Linked DNA regions of Homo sapiens: region 1 is linked to region 2. Evidence: read pairs that join two places in POLR2A ChIA-PET (ENCODE). Cell type or tissue: GM12878. All regions are shown on one strand. Each heading gives the region's core, and the rest is flanking DNA. Links, peaks and the distances in the headings are about the cores only.

Region 1 (9,586 bases), core at 928-8,927, 360 kb after region 2:
TTTTGGGGGTGTGAGACAGGGTCTCACTCTGTCGCCCAGGCTGGAGTGCTAGTGGCGAGATCTCAGTTCACTGCAACCTCTGCCTCCCGGGTTCAAGCGATTCTGCCACCTTAGCCTCCCGAGTAGCTGGGACTACAGGTGGCTGCCACCACGCCCGGCTAAGTTTTGTGTTTTTTTAAAGTAGAGATGGGTTTTCACCGTGTTACCCAGGCTGGTTTTGAACTCCTGAGGTCAAGCAATCCACTCGCCTTGACCTCCGAAAGTGCTACGATTACAGGCACGAGCCACCATGCCCAGTCTCCCACATTATTTTCTACTGATTTCCTATTTCACCACCGCCCATGAATCACCAATTGCTCTGGAGCCTATCCTGTGTGTGATGCCAGGGAGGGGCAGTGTTCATTTTTCCACATAGTGCACTCTGCCAACATCATGAGGACACTGTCCACCCCTCCCCGACCCCCGGACACTTTTCCCAGTCCCCGAGTCCCCTGGGTTCCTGCTGAGGTGTCCCTGTCTTGGTGCTGTTAGGTCAGGCCTCCCCCCACACTCTCACTGTGGGTTTGCAGCACTCAGGATCTGGTAGGAAAGCGTCTCTCCCAGCTCTTTTTCAAAATGAATTGAATCACAATGTTGACTTTTTTCTTCCATATACATTTTAGAATTTGTCGGGCACGGTAGCTCATGCCTATAATCCCAGCTTTTAGGAAGGCAGAGGTGGGAGGACAGCTTGAGCCTAGGAGTTTGAGACTTGCCTGGGCAATATAGCAAGACCCTGTTCGCCAAAAAAGGAAAAAGAAAAAGCCGGGCACGGTGGCTCACTCCTGTAATCCCAGCACTTTGGGAGGCAGAGGCAGGTGGATCATGAGGTCAAGAGATCAAGACCATCCTGGCCAACATGGTGAAACCCCGTCTCTTCTAAAAATATAAAAATTAGCTGGGTGTGGTGGCATGTGCCTGTAGTCCTACCTACTCAGGAGGCTGAGGCGGGAGAATCGCTTGAGCCCGGGACGCGGAGTTTGCAGTGAGCACAGATCGCGCCACTGCACTCCAGCCTAGCGACAGAGCGAGACTCTGTCTCAGAAAAAAAAGGAAAAAAAATTAAATTTTAGAATTTAATGTGTCTCAAAAAATCAAATGGTGGCTGGGTGCGGTGGCTCACCCCTGTAATTCCGGCATTTTGGGAGGCTGAGGTGGGCGAATCACCTGAGGTCAGGAGTTTGGGACCAGCCCGGCAACATGGCAAAACCCCATCTCTACTAAAAATACAAAAATCAGCTGGGTGTGGTGGCGGGTGCCTGTAATCCCAGCTACTAGGGAGGGTGAGGCAGGAGAATCGCTTGAACCTGGGAGGTGGTGGCTGCAGTGAGCTGAGATTGCGCCATTGCACTCCAGCCTGGGTGACAGAGAATGACTCCTTAAAAAAAAAAAAAATCAAATGGCATTTTGATTAGGATTGTGCTGGATTTAGCATACCTTTCCTCATCACTTCCACATTTTTTGTATGTTTGTAAAAATGTCTGTTAAAGAACAGATGGCTGGGTATTAATTTGGAGCCTTTTAAAACTTGAGACAGGGTCTCCCTCTGTCACCCAGGCTGGAGTGGGTACAATCATGGCTCACTGCAGCCTCGCCCACATTGGACAGTACGGTTCTAGAGTCCTGGTTCCTCAAGTAGACGGTTCTAGAGTCTAGAGTCCCGGAGGCAGAAGGGACCTTGGTGACCACATGATGTGGCCCTCATTCTGCAGGAGGAGAAATCTGAGACCCTGGGAGGTGACGATGCCCTGGTAGCATTAAATCCAGACTTCGGGTGTCTGTCAATGTACATTTTATATTAAAAAAGCCAAAATAACAATGGGGTGAGAACAGGAGGCCACTATACCAGTGGCCAAGAGTTCAGATCCTTGGAGGCCGTCTTTGGAGAGGCTCAATGGGACTCGTATTCTGGCAGCAGCACAGCACCGTGTGGGACACAGGACACCCTCCCCACACCTGAGCTTTCACCCACAGGCAAGGGATGTGGCGAGAACTGACGGGCACACGTGAAAACAGTCAGCCCTGCCCGGCGCTCTTTGAAGGAGAGCTCTAAGGAACACAAGCACACAGGGCTGAGTCAGCTTTTACCCAGCTTTTTTAACTTACCTAATTTTTAAAAAATTGAAAATGGCTGGGTTAAAAGACTAAAAAACCTCGGTTGTTGCAGGTCAAGACTGCCTGAACCCTGCACACCAGGACTAGGGCCAGCTAGGCCAGCCCCCGAATGCCACTCGGACAGCACGTGAATGCCTGTAAAGCACTCTCAGGCCCTGTGTTTCACACGACTCAGGTAGGGACTGTGACTGCCTTCTGAGAGAAGGAAACAGGGATTTCTAGCGAATGAACGCAACGTGTCTTATGTTCTCTCTGTGGCTACAATAACTGTCAACAATCACCCAGGAGGACAGTGTGGCAAGATTTAATTGCAACGGCATCTGAAAATGGTGTGTGACGTCGCGCGCGCCAGCTATCGTCAGTGCCTTTATTGCCATTGGGTTTGTGACTGTTGATATAGTGACGACCTCAGGAGCAACAGGTGGGTTAAAAACCCGTGGCTGGGCAGTTCTTCCGAGGAGAGGGACCACATGAGGAGCCAAGAAGGACTCAGAACCTGACGAACGTGGCATCGATCTGCCGCACGGAGGGGAGGGCGAGCATGACCTTCCGCCGGTACTGGGGGTCCTTCTGCAAGGGGTTCCGCTCCAGGTACACTGTCTCCAGGCTCCTGGCTCCCTTCAGCTCGTCGAGGTCGCTCCAGCTCTCAAGGAGATTGTCGTTCATCTGGGGACACACACAGCAGAAAAGCCTTTAGAACCAAACAGCCCAGCCCTCGACTCTGGTGGGGTCCACTAGCCACCCTCCTCCTTCCCACTCAGAAGATGGCGAGCAGGTGTGGGTCTTCCCTGGCACCTCATGGGACCTTCCATGGCCTCTTGGTGCATCCTGGCCACCTTCAGCTGCATCCCAAGTACAAGTTACCTGTCCATAGCCAACCCTGGGCCAGTCACTATGACGGGGCCAAGTCCACATTCAGGTCAGCAGAGGAAGGACAAAGCAGTTCTGGCCACCTGCCTGCTACACTTGTCCATAGGCAAGTGTCAAAGCAGGGTGGGCTGCACTTTCTACAAACCAGTTCTCAGCCATCATTCCCAAGGCTGCACTCTGCGCCATCACTGTGACACAGCAGACAGAGGCCGCTCTACTTAAAACTCTCAACTCTTCTGTAAATTACCTCTATGGCTCTCTCCACAAGGAAGTCCCAGCTGCTGCTTTCACCCAATACCAAGTGCAGGGACACAAATCGTGAGCAGGTGGGATTCAGAGGTCTGAGTTGCAGGCTACATTTTACCATCTTGGCCCTGCCATGCCCAGTTGGAGGGACCTGCCTTTGGCAGGAAGAGTTCTCTTGCATTTTTTTTTTTTTTGAGACAGAGTCTCGCTCTGTCGCCCAGGCTGGAGTGCAGTGGTGCCATCTCCAGAACAAGGGGAGCCAGTCCAGCTTCAAACCCTGTTGGTCTGACCCTCCCTTTCAAACACCCTGTGTGTAGAAATCACATGTTCAGAGCTGCCCGGCCTCAGGGCCTGCCAGGCAAACCGCGGTGGCAAGAGCACGGGCACTGCTCCTGAAGAGGCAGCTGGACTTGACTGTGAACCTACAATGGGCACAGGCAGGGGCACTCGTTATAGGGTGACAGACTTCGACTCCTTTTACAGGGAAGTTAGGAAGGGAACTGTCCATGTGGAACGGAAGGCAAGCAGGGGCGTTCTACTCTGGGGCCCACACTGCCCACTGCCCTGCCCACAGCTGTGGTCCGACTGGGGGGTCCCTGCATGGACTTCTGGACCTCTGCTCTGCACAGCTCCCCTTCTCTCTGGGGCCCTGTCTGGCACACTCTAGCTGCCAGAGATGTTGATCTCTGCCTCTTCCACTCAGAAGTACTGTGTTCTGCTTGGGAAACATCCCAGGTAAGGAGTGGGGTGATCACGGGGCTCGCGCTGGAACTCCCTCCTCAGAGCCTGCAGGTGCGTGCTGCCTGCTGTCCACTGCCTGAATAGAGTTGTTTCATATTTTTCTATCTGTCTGTGGCAGGAGGGCTAGTTTTGCACCAGGTCCACTGTCACAGCCAGGCTGTCTTTAGTAACTTACCGTGTGTCAGGGGCTTCCCAGAGAGGAATATAACGTGCATCTCACAGGTTTGCCTGTTTGAGGAACCCTATTTTCTTTTTTTTGAGAGGGAGTCTCGCTCTGTCGCCCAGGCTGGAGTGCAATGGGGCAATCTCTGCTCACTGCAACTTCCGCCTCCTGGGTTCAAGCGATTCTCCCACCTCAGCCTCCCAAGTAGCTGGGATTACAGGCACTCGCCATCATGCTCGGCTAATTTTTGTATTTTTGTAGAGATGGGGTTTCACCACGTTGGCCAGCCTGGTCTTGAACTCCTGACCTCAAGTGATCCACCCGCCTCAGCCTCCCAAAGTGCTGGGATTACAGGCGTGAGCCACTGCGCCTGGCCTGAGGGACCCTATTTTCACAGAACCTTTTGTGGGACTAGTGCGTACCAGCCTTGGGAAACCAAGAATTCCAAATCCTAGAGCTTAGCCCTTGAAGAGGGACTGACACCTGCTGGGAGGAGCTGCACCACCAGGGCTGGTGCCCTGCTGCTGCTGTCCCGACCAGTGCCTCCATGTGGACGGGACGTGAGCGTACCTTCTTAAATGCTACTCTGTTACTACACTCGCACCGCCCCGCTGGTTGTGTGGCCAGTGCAGAGCCTGCAACACTAGAATTACAGGGGAAGCCATCCACCTGCCAGGCCTGTGATTGGCCGGTCACTGGTCAGTTAACAGAAAGAGCCCCTTAAAGTGGAGAGTCACGAAAATGATGCACACACACGCCTTAAACCAAGCTTGTCCAACCCACGGCCTGCAGGCTGTAAATGGCCTAGGATGGCTTTGAATGAGGCCCAACGCAAATCTGTAAGCTTAAAAACATTTTGAGATTTTTTTGCGATTTTTTCACTTTTTTTTTTTTTTTTTTTTTTAGCTCACCAGCGATCGTTAGAGTATTTTATGTGTAGCCCAAGACAATTCTTCTTTTTTCCAGTGTGGCCCAGGGAAGCCCAAAGACTGAACACCACTGCCTTAACCACTTCTACCACAAAACACACAAAAAGGACATTCATTTAATGAAAGTAGCAATATCACACTGTTTGGAAGAAGTAAGATTTTCTTGTAGCATAGTCTATTTAAAAAATGATTCAAAACACCACTGGCAGTTGACTCAGGCTTTCAGCTCTGGCGTGGGAGGTCTTCAAGCTGTGTCACCTCCTTCTTTCTCGATATGTGATGTATTTGTGTTTGTCACACACCAGATGCTTCTTGTCTCACACATCACAGCATTTTCCAATGTCATTATTAGTCTAGATGGGCGGACCATCTTTATAAATTGCAGATGTTGTAATTTTCCATAGCACTGCCAATCTCAGAGCAGTTTTCTCCAGGACTTAGTAAACCTAACACGGGGAATTCTACTCACCACCAATGGTGCATTGTAAATAATGTGTAAATAATGTGTTTGATACTGGTAACTTTCAGAGATTCTTATCTTTGCATTTTTCCAAAATGGAACTAAAAACATTCACTTGTATGAGACTCTGTCTCCATAGACATTCCAGAGGCTCCTGAATCCCAGGATGGGGCAAAGATGTTACACTCATCATGGAAAAAAGATGACCTTATGTTTCTCTTATCAAGTTCTGCACACTGGGGCTGTCAGGGAGCCTGGCTGGGGAGCGCGGGCACATTCCTTTCCCCCAGAGGGACCACTTCAGTCTCTTCTAATCTTGAGCACCTCCCATGTCCTTCTCACACTGTTTTTTAAAAACTAAAATTGGCTTCTTGAAGAACTGTCTTGTAAAGTATCCCTCACTGTCATTTAGCTTGTTCTTCTAGCTCTTACACTTCCCATAAACTCAAAGTTAGGTATGAATGCTTGGTTAGATCAGACTAAACATTTTTGGTAGGTATACTGCACAGATGACTCACACTGGGGACACAGCACTTCAGGTGGTCCCACAATTAGGGATGCTAAGTTTTATCATGCAGATCAGCTGGTGACCCCAGATGACTCTGGGAACATGCTTTCCCTTTGCAATTAGCGAGTTCTCTGTGGCATGATCCTTGGGCCTGTGTGCAAACATCCCTTCTTCAACATCCTTCCCAGTAATCTCAGCAGCTGATCCCTTGCCCGAACCAACGGCTGGGATTCTGCTAGAGAACATCTTCTTGGCTGACGTTTTCCTGGCAGACTCTTTTGGTTTTTGGAACCCAAACTTGCATTTTGTATTTATGGGGTTTTCTATCTGTGTATTTTGCATATACATACATAGGATACCTGTATTTCCCTTCACAATTTTTTTGGCTGATATTATAGAAAATTCACATTAATTACCCCAAACTCAGTAATGTTTTAAGCAAAAGATGGGTAGAATTCTTAAGATACATTTCATAAACAACTGGTAGAATGTAAAAATCACTTATTTTCTGAAAATCTCCATGACAGTTTAACAAAGGAGATGCGTGACACAGGCACGGCCCATCAAGAGCCGTCCGTGGGGATGGTGAGGCTGCCAGACACAGGCACGGCCACATCGAGAGCTGTCCGTGGGGATGGTGAGCTACTCGGGAGGCTGAGGCAAGAGAATCCCTTGAACCCGGGAGGCGGAGGTTACAGTGAGCGGAGATTGCGCCACTGCACTCCAGCCTGGGGGACAGAGCCAGACTCCGTCTAAAAAAAAAAAAAAAAAATTAGCGGAGCGTGGTGGCGGGCACCTGTAGTCCTAGCTACTCGGGAGGTTGAGGCAGGAGAATGGTGTGAACCCAGGAGGTGGAGCTTGCAGTGAGCCGAGATCACGCCACTGCACTCCAGCCTGGGTGACAGAGCCAGACTCTGTCTCAAAAAAAAAAAAAAAAGCTGAAGACCAGTGACAAAGTAAAGTATCTGCAACACAGATGACATACTAAGGTTTAGTATCATTCATTGATAGAATCTCTATAAGTTAATAATAAAAGGGAAAATGCACTGGACTAAAGCTAGCAGAAAGTATCAAGAGGGAACAAAAGGACAAAGTGGTTGAAAACAGAGGCGCCAGGGTTAGACTCATCTGTAATTAAAGGAATGCAACTGAAACCTAATGAAATGGCCATCACTAGACTGAAGGGGAGCAGAAAGTGGGCCCAGGCCAGGCACACATGCTGGGAGGGAGGCACACAGCCTCTCCTCGAGCAGCCCCTACCTGTGCCCCCCGCTCCTTGCAGCTCACACCCAGACAGCCCTGGGTCAGGGGTGCCAAGCTGGCACAGGCTGCTTGTGCAGGGCGCTGCCTACAGGAAAGCATTCCATCAAGAGGGCTGAGGAAGCACAGCTGTGGCATGGAGCAGGCCTGCAATGTAATTTAAATGGCATCACTTGGCTTAAACGAGCGGGCAGCATCTGCCAACAGAGCATCTGGGAGGGTCCTGGGGAAGCCCCTGTGCCAGCAGGGCAGTGGGCAGATGGGCTCCATGCCGGCATCAGACACCATGAGGGTGGAAACTTTCCTGCCAAATGTTTCTCCTCCCCTGGCTACTGCCTTTGGTCACTGTGATGCTACCTTTCCCCTGGATTACTGGGAAGAGGGTGGGGGCCTGAGCAGGGCAGTGCTGGTCTCAGCCCACCCTCCAGGCCCTGGATGTCAGCTTGAAACAAGTCGCGTATGGCAGGGGCGGGATGCATCATATTGGTGAACTGTGTATTGCTATCCTCCACCTATTTTTCTATTGAATCGCTTTCTTTCACTTTAAAGAACTTTTTGTATGTCATAGAAAATAACCTTAACCTTAACCTCTCAGGCGACCAATGGACTCTTTCATCATGCAAAATACATACGCTTTATAAAATTAGATATACCTATTCTTTCTTTTTTCACTGATTTTTAAATCTTGGTTAGGAAGCTCTCTATGATTTTTTTTTTTTTAAGGTGGAGTCTAGCTTTGTCGCCAGGCTAGAGTGCAGTGGCACAATCTTGGCTCACTGCAACCTCTGCCTCCCAGGTTCAAGCGATTCTCCTGCCTCAGCCTCCCGAGTAGTGGTGACTACAGGCGCGTGCCACCACATCCAGCTAAATTTTTGTATTTTAGTAGAGACAGGGTTTCACCATGTTGGCTAGGATGGTCTCGATCTCCTGACCTGATCGTGCAGTGGCACGATCTTGGCTCACTGCAACCTCCGCCTCCTGGGTTCAAGCAATTCTCCTGTCTCAGCCTCTCCAGTAGCTGAGACTATAGGTGCATGCCGCCACGCCTGGCTCATTTTTGTATTTTTAGTAGAGATGGGGTTTCACCATATTGGTTAGACTAGTCTCAAACTCCTGACCTTAGGTGACCCACCCGTCTCAGCCTCCCAAAGTGCTGGGATGACAGGTGTGAGCCACCGTGCCCAGCTGCATGTGGTATTTTTAAGGCTCTAAATGCCCTACAGAAAACTTGTATGAAACACAGCTATCTCCGTAGTCACGAGAGTGCCTGCTGCCATCACAGGCTGGTTGCAGCTGCATTCTATGAGTCTTCACCAACCTGACAGATAACACTGTATCTCACTGTTTTAGTAGATTTTAAAAGTTAATGAGATATGGCCAGGCACAGTGGCTCACGCCTGTAATCCCAACACTTTGGGAAGCCGAGGCAGGCAGATCACTGGAGGCCAGGAGTTCAAGACCAGCCTGGCCAACATGGCAAAACCCCGTCTCTACTAAAAATACAAAAATTAGCCAGGCATGGTGGTGGCAGCCACCTGTAATCCCAACTACTTGGGAGGCTGAGGCAGGAGAATCACTTGAACCCGGGAGGTGGAGGTTGCAGTGAGCCGAGATCGTGCCACTACACTCTAGCCTGGACGACAGGAGCAAAGCTCCATCTCAAAAAAAAAAAAAAGAAAGAAAAAAAAATTAATGAGATAGGAAATGCTTTATGTATTTACAAGCAACTGTTACTTCTTGCTCTGTGAACACCCTAGTTTTCAAGTGGTACCTGGGTGTGAGCTGTTTTTAATGTAAGGATGTTAGCCCTGCATCTGACACATGTGGATAACATATTTTCCAATGTTATCTGTAGCTGGCCTCCACCCAGTTGGCCAGCCTTTTCTATGTTCCTTCTGCTCATTCAAATATGTTTCAGGCACTGACTGGGCATGGTGGCTCACACCTGTAATCCCAGCACTTTGGGAGGCCCAGGCAGGAGGATTGCTTGAGTTCAGGAGTTTGAGACCAGCCTGGACACCACAGTGAGACCTTGTCTCTACAAAAGATTTTAAAATGGTCCAGACATAGTGGCTCACTCCTGTAATCCCAGCACTTTGGGAAGCCGAGGTGGGCGGATTACCTGAGGTCAGGAGTTTGAGACCATCCTGGCCAACATGGTGAAACCCCGTCTCTGCTAAAAATGCAAAAATTAGCCAGGCGTGGTGGCATTCACCTGTAATCCCAGCTACTGAGAGGCTGAGGCAGGAGAATCG
Region 2 (9,586 bases), core at 642-8,641:
GCCTCCCAAAGTGCTGGGATTGCAGGTGTGAGCCACCGCACCCGGCCAAATGTTTGAAATATTTTTATGCAACTACAGGAGGGAAGAGAGAAAGAAAGAGGGAGAAGGGGAAGGGGGAAGTTGGGACCTAATAGGAGCACTTTTTCTGTCTGTTTTCCCCACTTACATTGTAGCTTGTGAGCACCTTGCTAAGCCATTACCATGTTTTATGCACAATAGTTTGATGGCTGCGCCATACTCCATGGGATGGATGTCTTATATAAATTGTTCATGTCATTGCGTATTTAAGTTGAAACAGCCCAGTGACATTTGAGCTACATCATTGTGCATCTCTGACATTTTCTCAGCACTAACACTCAAAAGTGGAGCCGCTGGCTCAGTGGGAAGGGGCGTTTTTAAAGCTCTGCATTTGGAACAAGTTACAAAGGAGAGTGCCATCCTGCGCAAGCCCACAGCCAGGGTCTGCATGCCAGAGAGGGCCAAGGAGTCTAGGCTCAGAAGGTAAAGCCAGTGTTTGGTCTGGGGTCTGATGCAGTCCAGTTAGTGACCAGGGTTGGTGTTGGCTGCCTCCAGGAGGCTGGGCGGGAGCCAGAGGCTGGGCAGCCAGTTAGGAGGCACCCGAAGGCACCTGGGCATCACCAAAACGGGTTTGAATGTTCCCAAAACTTAAATTCAGCTTCAGGGCTGGGTGTGGTGGCTCACGCCTGTAACCCCGGCACTTTGGGAGGCCGAGGTCAGGAGTTCGAGACCAGCCTGGCCAACAGGGTGAAACCCTGTCTCTGCTAAAAATACCAGAAAAATTAGCCAGGCGTGGTGGTGCATGCCTGTAGTCCCAGCTACTCGGGAGGCTGAGGCAGGAGGATTTCTTAACCTGGAAAGCGGAGGTTGCAGTGAGCTGAGGACACACCACTGCACACCAGCCTGGGCGACAAAGCAAGACTGTCTCCAAAAATAGAAAAAAAAAAATCATCTTCATCAGATGAAGAGCTGCCTCTGGTGAGGACAGAGAAGTGACCGAATCCCTGGGGTGCTGCCCAGCACTGCAACCTCTTGGGATATGTGGGCCAGGCTGCTTGGCCCAAGTCCAGGCGGGCACAGGGTGAGTCCCGGCTCAGGAGGGTTTTGTGAAGGACACTGAGGGACGCTGTTGCCATCCACTTGGAAACGCTGAGTGCCCCAGAGTGGCAGACACAGTGTCCAGTCCTGGCACTGAAGAGCTTGACTCCCGTCCGTCCCAGCAGCCGTCTCCCATAGTCTGGCGAGGCCGGGAGGCCCAGGCTGCCACACCGCACGCGCCTTCCCTGTGTCCTTCACCCATCTCGCCCCTGAACGGGATGCCCACTCTACGCCCAGCTGGCCAGGCGCCGGAGACAGTGGTGGGCACACTGGACAGAGCTGGGCGTCCCCTTGGGGCAGACTCTTGTCCCTGGGTTACACAGCTTCGGGGGTTGGGTTGGGTGGGGTTGGGGCGGACGTCCCGTGCAGGGCAGGACAGGTCAGGGCGCACTGGTCGGAGCTGGGGCCTGAGGCTACCGGGCGCTGAGGACGGGCGGCAGGTGTCCGCGCACACACCGGGCGCAGCCCTGTCCCCGCTGCCAAACCCTCCGCAGCGGCCGCGCTTACTCCTCGGCCAAGCCTGCTCTGCAGAGGGGGAAACGGAGGCTCCGGCCAGCGGGGCCCCAGCTGGTCAGCGCGTCTCAGCCTAGCGGAAGCCTGCGTCCCTGGGCTTCCCTGGTGCCGCTTCCCCGCTGTCCGCGCCTGGCGCCCTGGGAGCGGGGGTCAGAGTCGTGACCCGAGGAATCTTGGGGCCGATGAAGCAGGAGGACAGGACCCTCCTGGAGCCGGGGGACGACGGTGCCCGGTGCCCGGCAGGTCAGGTGGCGCCGGAATCGCGGGGCAGGGGTCCCTCCGGCCGCGCCCCTTCCCTTCCGCGGCACATTCTGAAGGTTCTGCCGATGGAGAGAGTGGGGCTGGAGAGCGAGATGCTGGACGGGGCCGAGGGACAGGGATCTGCTGTTGGGGAACGGAGGGCTGCGCGGACCACGCACCGGCCCCAATCCCCCAATCGTCCACACCCCTCCTTGTGGCTGGAAACCCTCGGGTACCCCCACCTGCCCCAGGCACCCGTCTCCAACAAGGGCACTTCTGCCCTGTGGGGCCGCTACTGCGCTCTTGAAGCCGGGAGCTTCGCACCTGTGCGCAGAGAAGCCCCGCCCCTCCCAGCGGCCACGCCCCAACAACCACGCCCCCACGCGTGGCCCCGCACGGTCCTCGCCTCGGAGGCAGCCCCACCCCTCTCTTCGGTCCTCTCATGACCACGCCCCTTCTCACCCCGCCCCTGGTGACAGGCCCCGCCCCCGCCGCGGCCCCGCCCCACACGACCACACCCGCCTCGGCCCCGCCCCTCGCCTGGCCCCGCCTTTCATGGCCGCGCCCCGCCCCTGGCCGCGGCCGGTGTCGTCCTCCGTGGGCGCCGGGGCTGCTGCTTTCCTTGGCGTCGCGAGCGAGCGGTGGACTTGCCGGCTGGGTGCAAGCAGGGCGGGCGCGGAGCGGGGCTCATCTGGGGCGGCCGGGCCCCACCTGCAGCCGAGCGACGGACGGCAGGCCCTGTCCTCCCACAGGGACACCTGTCCTTTCCCTTCGCAGGCGTTCTTTTTCTTCAGCTGTTTCCCGCTTCCTGAGATCTGGAGGCCTTCTTTTTGCACAAATATGTTGTTTTGAAACACTGGGCATTGTTCTGAGGCTTCAGTCACGGCCTGCAGCCAAACGCAACTCGCATTTCAACCGAGCGCCCCGGCACTCTGGGGAATTAGGGGAGCGGATGAAAGATTTAAAAATCCACGGTCACTGTGCAGAGATAAGGAAATGTGATTCGTGTGTGGCTCTGAAACATGACTTTTCACTGAACGTCGCGTCCTGGGCATGTTCCCAGGCGATCCTTCACATTCCTAAAGGCCTGGTAATGCACCCATACCTGGAACCCCGGGCCACCCTCCAGAGTGACCTCATCCTCAGCACTGCCTCAGACTCAGACACCCGAAGCTGCAGAGGTGGGACCCCGCATCACAAGTGGGAAGGCGAGGCCTGCCTGGGGTGTGGACTCCCAGCTGCTGGAGGAACATTGTCCTTTGGCTCAGAAGAGAAAGCCAGTTTCTCTTCCGGCCTTTCCAGTTCCAGAGGAGCCCCCAGGGTGTCCCTGGTTTGGGGACAGTTCCCACTTACAAGCTGAAGGAGAATCCCACTCACCATTGGACAGAGGAGAAACAGGCCCAGCGAGGGGAGTGCTTGCCTGTACAGAGTGAGTTGGTGGGGAGGTGGATAAAAGTCTCGGGGTGGGAGAGACCCCCAGGGGTCCAGACTGAGCCCACACCAGGATGGTCGGACGACCCAGGGCCACCTCTGCCCCAGGAGCTCACCTGACAACCCAGGGGGCGGTGAGACCTCCTTGTTGGGGGCATCCTCCTTGATGATGCAAAGCTGCCAGAGCATCCCAGGGACACCCCCAGGGGCTCTGACACCTGCTGTCAGAGTCACTTTCCCCAAAAGGACCTTCTCCTGTAGCCCCCAATGTTGTCCTCAGCTCCCCCACTTCTCTTGATCCACCAGGCTTCATGGCCAAGATGGGTGGGCCCACTGTGTGACTGGGGGTCCCCTGGGGGAGAGTCAGCAGTCTACCCCACCCCTCTTTGAGGGCCCATGGAACCTGGGGATTCCCTTCTGGAACCCACTCCCAGGGAGAAAGCAAAGTACCTGGCCAGGAAGGTGAAGCCCAAAGACAGCCCGAGCCGCTCACCGCCCCCGCCCCGTGTTCTCTGTGAGGGAGCCCCCTGGAAGGGGGTGCTTCTCTGACTCTCCCAAAGTGGGAGAAGCCCACTGGGTGGCACAGAGGCCTCCAGCCTAGGCCCAGAGCAGGGGTGGCTGGCAGAATTCTATTCCCAGCACCCAGGTCACAGCATCACTGCTGCCACTCAAATGCCACAGGACAGACTGGACAGGCGGAGAGAGACAACAGCTTCACCTCCCCTCCTCCTCTAGGCCCCTGGGACCCCAAGGGAGAATCTGAACTCTAGCAGACGAGCCTCTGTCTTTGGCCTAATCATCTACCCACCTGGGAGACCGTTGCCCTCACACAGCATGGCCTGGCAAGGAGAGAGGTGTGGGCCACATCCCAGCCTTCTTGTTAAGTGTGAAGTCCAGGTCCTCCTCCCCCAGCACCTTTCTTTCCCACTCAGCACATTCAGAGCCTGGCTACGGCCACTTCCTTTCTGTTCCAGGTATGGGGGACGTCACACGGCCTTTAGGAACGTGAAGAAACACCTGGGAACACATCCAGGGCACGATGTTTGGCAAAAACACGTTTCAGAGCCGCACGTGAATTTTGTACAAATGTGAATTCTCTCACAAGCATGGATTTTTAAATCTCTCATCCACTCTCCTAATTCCTCAGAGTGCTTGAGCGCTCAGTTGAAATGCATGTTACGTTTGGCTGTGGGCCGTGACTGAAACCTCAGAACAATGCCCAGTCTCTGCCCCCCTCCCCCTGCCCCTCTCTTGAAGTGGCCTCTGCCCTGTGTGGTGACCCCCAACCTCAGCTTCTGGGTGGGCCTCTGGCTAAGTTGGAAGTGGCTGCCACCCCACACCTCAGAGTGTTTCTGACAACACTGAAATTGCACCTTCGTTTACGCTGAACCTTGCAGCCTAAATCAGCAGCCCCTTTCTGACTCCTTTAAATTTGGTGGAAAGATTTTCTCTCCCCATGGGACATCTTTCCTGCCTCTGGCTTGGCCACTCCTCCCTCCAGGAGGCTCACCTGGGCCCTCCTGGCTTTCACCTCTCTCCTTGTCAGCCCAGTGTCTGCACATCCGCTTTGCTTTTCCTTCGCCTCTGGGCCTGACATGTGTGTTTCTGGCGTGTTCCTTCAGTGAGTCTCGTATCACGTCACGGATTCTGCATCTGCCAACAGCTTCCATGACTTAAGCATACCTCCCTCCCTACTCCCCAGGCGGTTGATCCTCATCCTTCCAGGGGTGTCCCCCATCAGACCCACAGCCAGGACTCCCCATTAGGGACACAGATGTAATCGCAGTGAATTCATATCATTTTATGTTGCCCCAGCTTTCAATTTTAAATACTTTTATTTTACTTTTTTTTGGAGACAGAGTCTTGCTCTGTCACCCAGGCTGGAGTGCGTGGTGCCATCTTGGCTCACTGCAACCTCCACCTCCCAGGTTCAAGCAGTTCTCCTGCCGCAGCCTCCCAAGTAGCTGAGACTACAGGCATGCACCACCATGCCCAGCTAATTTTTATATGTTTAGTAGAAACTGGGTTTCACCCTGTTGACCAGGCTGGTCTTGAACTCATGACCTCAGGTGATCCACCTGCCTCGGCCTCCCAAAGTGATGGGATTACAAGCGTGAGCTACCGTGCCTGGCATATTTTACTTTATTTTTTAATTGATACAATAATTGTATAAATTTATGGGGTACATAATGATGTTTCCATACATATATAGTGATTAGATCAGGGTAATTAGCTTATCATCTCAAACATTTATCATTTTTTCATGTTGGAAACATTCAGTATTCTCCTTCTGGCTATTTGAAGCTATAGGAGATATTATTGTTAACTATAAAGCATCCATTTTGCATACAGATGCTCCTGGACTTACGATGAAGCTGCATCCCAATAAACACATCATAAGTTGAAAATATCGCAAGTCAAAAATGCATTGAATACACATAACCTACCAAACATCATAGCTTAGCCTGGCTTTCCATAAACGTGTTCAGAACACTAACATCAGCCTGCAGCTGGGCAAACTCACCTGGGGACACAGTGGCCTGCAGAGTGAGTCGCTTACCCTCCGCCTGGTGCGGCTGACCCGGAGCTTCAGCTTCCTGCCATGGGTATGGTAGGACGTATGGCTAGCCCAGGAAAGATCAAAATTCAAAGTACAGTTTCTACTGAATGCATATTGCTTTAGCATCATTGTAAAGCTGAAAATTCCTAAATTGAACCATCATAAGTCGGATACTCTCGGCATGAGTTCAACTTTCTTGTATCTGAAGCAGGACAGGCTCCGACAGTTCATGAAACTTGGCCACTCGCTTTAACCTTTTTCCATTTTAGAAAAAAAAAAATTCAGCTCCCTGCTAGCGCTCATTTAATTTTACATAAACATACTCTTTGAGGCTGAAGCAAATCTGACTAATTTTTAATGTGAAAATAAAATATAAATCTATTCTTGGAGGCCAGGAGTGGTGGTGCACACCTGTGGTCCCAGCTACTCAGGGGGCTGAGGTGGGAGGATCGCTTGAGCCTAGGGGGTCAAGGTGGCAGTGAGCTGTGTTCGTGCCATCCCACTCCGGCCTAGGTGACAGAGTGAGACACTGCCTCAAAAAAAAGAAAAGAAAAAACTGTTCTTGGAGTTATTTCTAAACAGAACTAACGTCAAAATCATCTGAATCATTAGAATGATCCATCTGGGGCTGGGCGTGGTGGCTCACGCCTGTAATCCCAGCACTTTGGGAGGCCGAGGTGGGTGGATCACTTGAGGTCAGGAGTTGAAGACCAGCCTGGCCAACACTGTAAAACCCCGTCTCTACTAAAAATACAAAAATTGGCCAGGTGTGGTGGTGCATGCCTTTAGTCCCAGCTACTCGGGAGGCTGAGGCAGGAGAACTGCTTGAACCCAGGAGGCGGAGGTTGTAGTGAGCCGAGCTGGTGCCACTGCACTCCAGCCTGGGTGACAGAGTGAGACTCCATCTCCAAAAAAAAAAAAGTAATCTATTTGTGAAAAATTTATCAAACGGATCTTCAGCCAACAACTGTTTGAGGACAATATTAACATCACGTGTAGGAATGCTGTGTTTTCTAGGACTTGAGGTTTTCAGCCATAGAGAATGACTATATTTTGTGAATGGAAACATCACTACTAAAGCCAGAATGCTATGAATCGTGACGTCTTTTGTTTCCGAAGTCAATATACCAGAGTGATGTGAAAATAATGAAAGTGAGATATTGTGTGGCAAAGTTATCTCTGGGTAAATGCTGCAGCCGCAAGCGCTGTTGGTGACTATTCTTGGGGCAAATGGGAAAAGGGTTAAACCTGCTAGTTGGAACTCCCCAAGGGGAGCCTGCCTGGGTAGGACCCTGGGGCCCAGGAAAGGGCTCAGCCACAGCCCCTCCCGCGCTGTCCGGCTCCCACCTGCTGGCTGACATGTGTGTCCCGGAAGGCTTCCTCCTTCCCACTGGCCCTGCGAGGTTTGCTGCCCTGTTCCCTCTGGGATCTGAGTCACGAAACTGCTTCTGTAGCTTCACGTGTTAGTGGGGCCAGCTCCTCTGTGTCTCCCCTGACTGACACACCTGAACCTAACTTCTTTCCCAGTTAGGGCTCTCCTAGAGAGTGGACCACTTAGCAGGAATAAACCCAACACAGGTCAGACCAGAGCCACAAGGGCACCTGCTGGTGTAAACAAGCCCCTGGTCACAGGTCAGGCCCCCAGGCATTAAGCCGTCTGCCAGGATAAAGAAGTGTCCCTGAAAGCTCACTGTGCCCACCCACCACCACCAGCTCCCCCGGAGCTAGATTTTATGTCCACTCTCCAGAGAGAGCAACCCTAGACCAAACTAGAGTAAAACACAACAAGAGTAGAAAAATGTAGTAAAATAATTAGGAAGTGATGAGTTTCCAGTATTTATTATCCATGTTTGTATTTGTGTGTGTGTTTGAGACAGCGTCTCAGCTGACTTAGCTAGACTCCCAGGCTAGAATGCAGCGGTACCATCACGGCTTACTGCAGTCTCTGACTCCTGGGCTCAAGTGATCCTCCCACCTCAGCCTCCTGAGTAGCTGGGACTACAGGCATGAACTGCTATGCTCTGATAATTTATTGTTTAAGAGATGGGGTTTTACTATGTTGTCCAGGCTGGTCTCAAACTCCTGGGTTCAAATGATCCACTCACCTTGGCCTCCCAAAGTGCCGGGATTACAGGTATGAGTCACTGCACCCACCTCTTATTATCTGTGTTTTTAAAATATAACTCATTTGGTTATAAGTGTTTATAATTAATTTTTAATAATGACTGTGTTTTAACAACCAGCTCAGAATTCCTGTAAATTTAAGGCTGGGCTCCCGAGACCCCCGGGAATTGGCTCCAGCACATCTCGAGGCCCTGCAGCTCCTACAGTGTTTCTTGGGTTCCCTTTTGCAGTCTGAACCCCACGACCTTGGGATGCAGACAACAGCAGCCTCCGCACCTCCAAAACTGTCACCCCAAACTCTCAACCCAGTGCCTTTTCCAGTGCCTGCCTGATCTACGTGTGGCCACATTTTCTCTGGAATTGTCCAAGGTTGGGGGACCCAGTTGCTGTCATAGGCCCTCTGTGAATATCTCAGGAAGTGCCCCCCAGCAGTCTCTGGGCGTCTGTCCTGGAGTGAGATGAGACTGTCTGTAAGCCACCCTGGGCCTCCTGGTGCCCGGGCTAATGGTGATTCTCCAAGCCAGTTACCCAGGCACAGGCCTCAGATTTGGGTCAGTCTCCCAGCTGTGGCCACTTCCGCAGAGGAAGAGAGGGGCCCAGAAGTGCTTCTTGTTCCATCCTGAGGTCAGTGACCCTCCCTGGGTGAAGCAAGGTCAGGACCCTGCCATTTAAAGCCAGTCCAGGCTGATGGGCTTGACCGACCCGAGGTGGCCTGAGAGCACTGTCTGGAGGGGGATGGGTCGACTCAGGATGCAGCGGGGCAGAGTGAAGTTCACAGCAGTACACTGTGGGTGGCAAGCAGCCCCGACCCGCACCAGCTCACCTGCGTCTGGTCCCAGCGTCCCTGGGGTCTCAGTCTGCGCACTGAGAGACGCCCACTCAGAACCTCTGGGGCTGCACCCGTTGGCTCCTGCCACCTTTCCCGGGGCCCTACCCCTCATTCTACCCTGCAGACCCCACCAGGGAGTGTCCACCTGGTCCCGTCTGGCCCTGTCCAGGGAGCAAGTCCTACCACTGAGCTCACCAAGACTGAAGCAATTTCAATTCCAGTTCCTGCTGGCTCTGACTTAATACCTTCATTCATTGCTTGGCTTTTCAGCCTCATCTCTGCAGTGGGGCTTGAACCCCGTCCTCCTGTGGGACATTGGTCCCCGCCGGCTGAGGCTGGACGCCAGGCCACTGTCGCCTGCTTCCAGACACAGAGCACAGCAATCCCAGCCCACTGCTTTGAGTTCCTCATCCGTTTCTATACCAGAGTCCAGCCATGTCTTCTTTCTAGTTTATCCCTCATTGATGTAGTTGGAGCTAGAAGAATGCCCTGTGAATTCACAGTCATTTGGGGCTGAGATTAAAGAATAGAAGTTGACATTGGGTGGGCCGGGACTCTTGGCCGGGTGCTGGGGAGGGATTCCCATCATCTGCCCCGTTGCTGCTGGCACCTGGATCCAAAGGTGGCACATTCTAAATGAGGTCAAAATGGCTAAAATGCCATATGGCATGATGCAGAAAAGGAATGCAAAGACTGAGAGAGACAAGCATATTATAGCAGATAACACTGCACCCTACTCTACCTAGGCCCCCAGAGGGACCCAAAGACCCTCC

What was found. ChIA-PET counts read pairs that join two places held together with the same protein. Peaks named below come from ENCODE experiments on the same cell type or tissue, not always from the same donor. Only the 100,000 strongest peaks of a DNase experiment are listed, where the experiment ranks them.
Region 1: POLR2A ChIA-PET joins it to region 2 with 5 read pairs; 2 of 35 experiments call an interaction of 5 or more read pairs at or near these places.

Annotation. Positions count from the first base shown.
Region 1 is chr2:241,175,881-241,185,466 of GRCh38, reverse strand. PPP1R7 (protein phosphatase 1 regulatory subunit 7) reads right to left here. Exons shown (of 10, transcript NM_002712.3): 10 at 1,815-2,820. The coding sequence ends at 2,644. All of the region lies in intron 2 of LOC105373971 (a long non-coding RNA gene), which reads left to right. Among named protein-coding and RNA genes, the nearest start is that of ANO7, 8.0 kb to the left of the region's middle. In GM12878, for the core only: no CTCF peak of the experiment used is centred there; a DNase peak (open chromatin) is centred at 5,446.
Region 2 is chr2:241,534,044-241,543,629 of GRCh38, reverse strand. No RefSeq gene overlaps it. Among named protein-coding and RNA genes, the nearest start is that of BOK, 20 kb to the left of the region's middle. RefSeq lists silencers at 2,134-2,323, 2,334-2,453 and an enhancer at 2,634-2,683. In GM12878, for the core only: no CTCF peak of the experiment used is centred there; no DNase peak of the experiment used is centred there.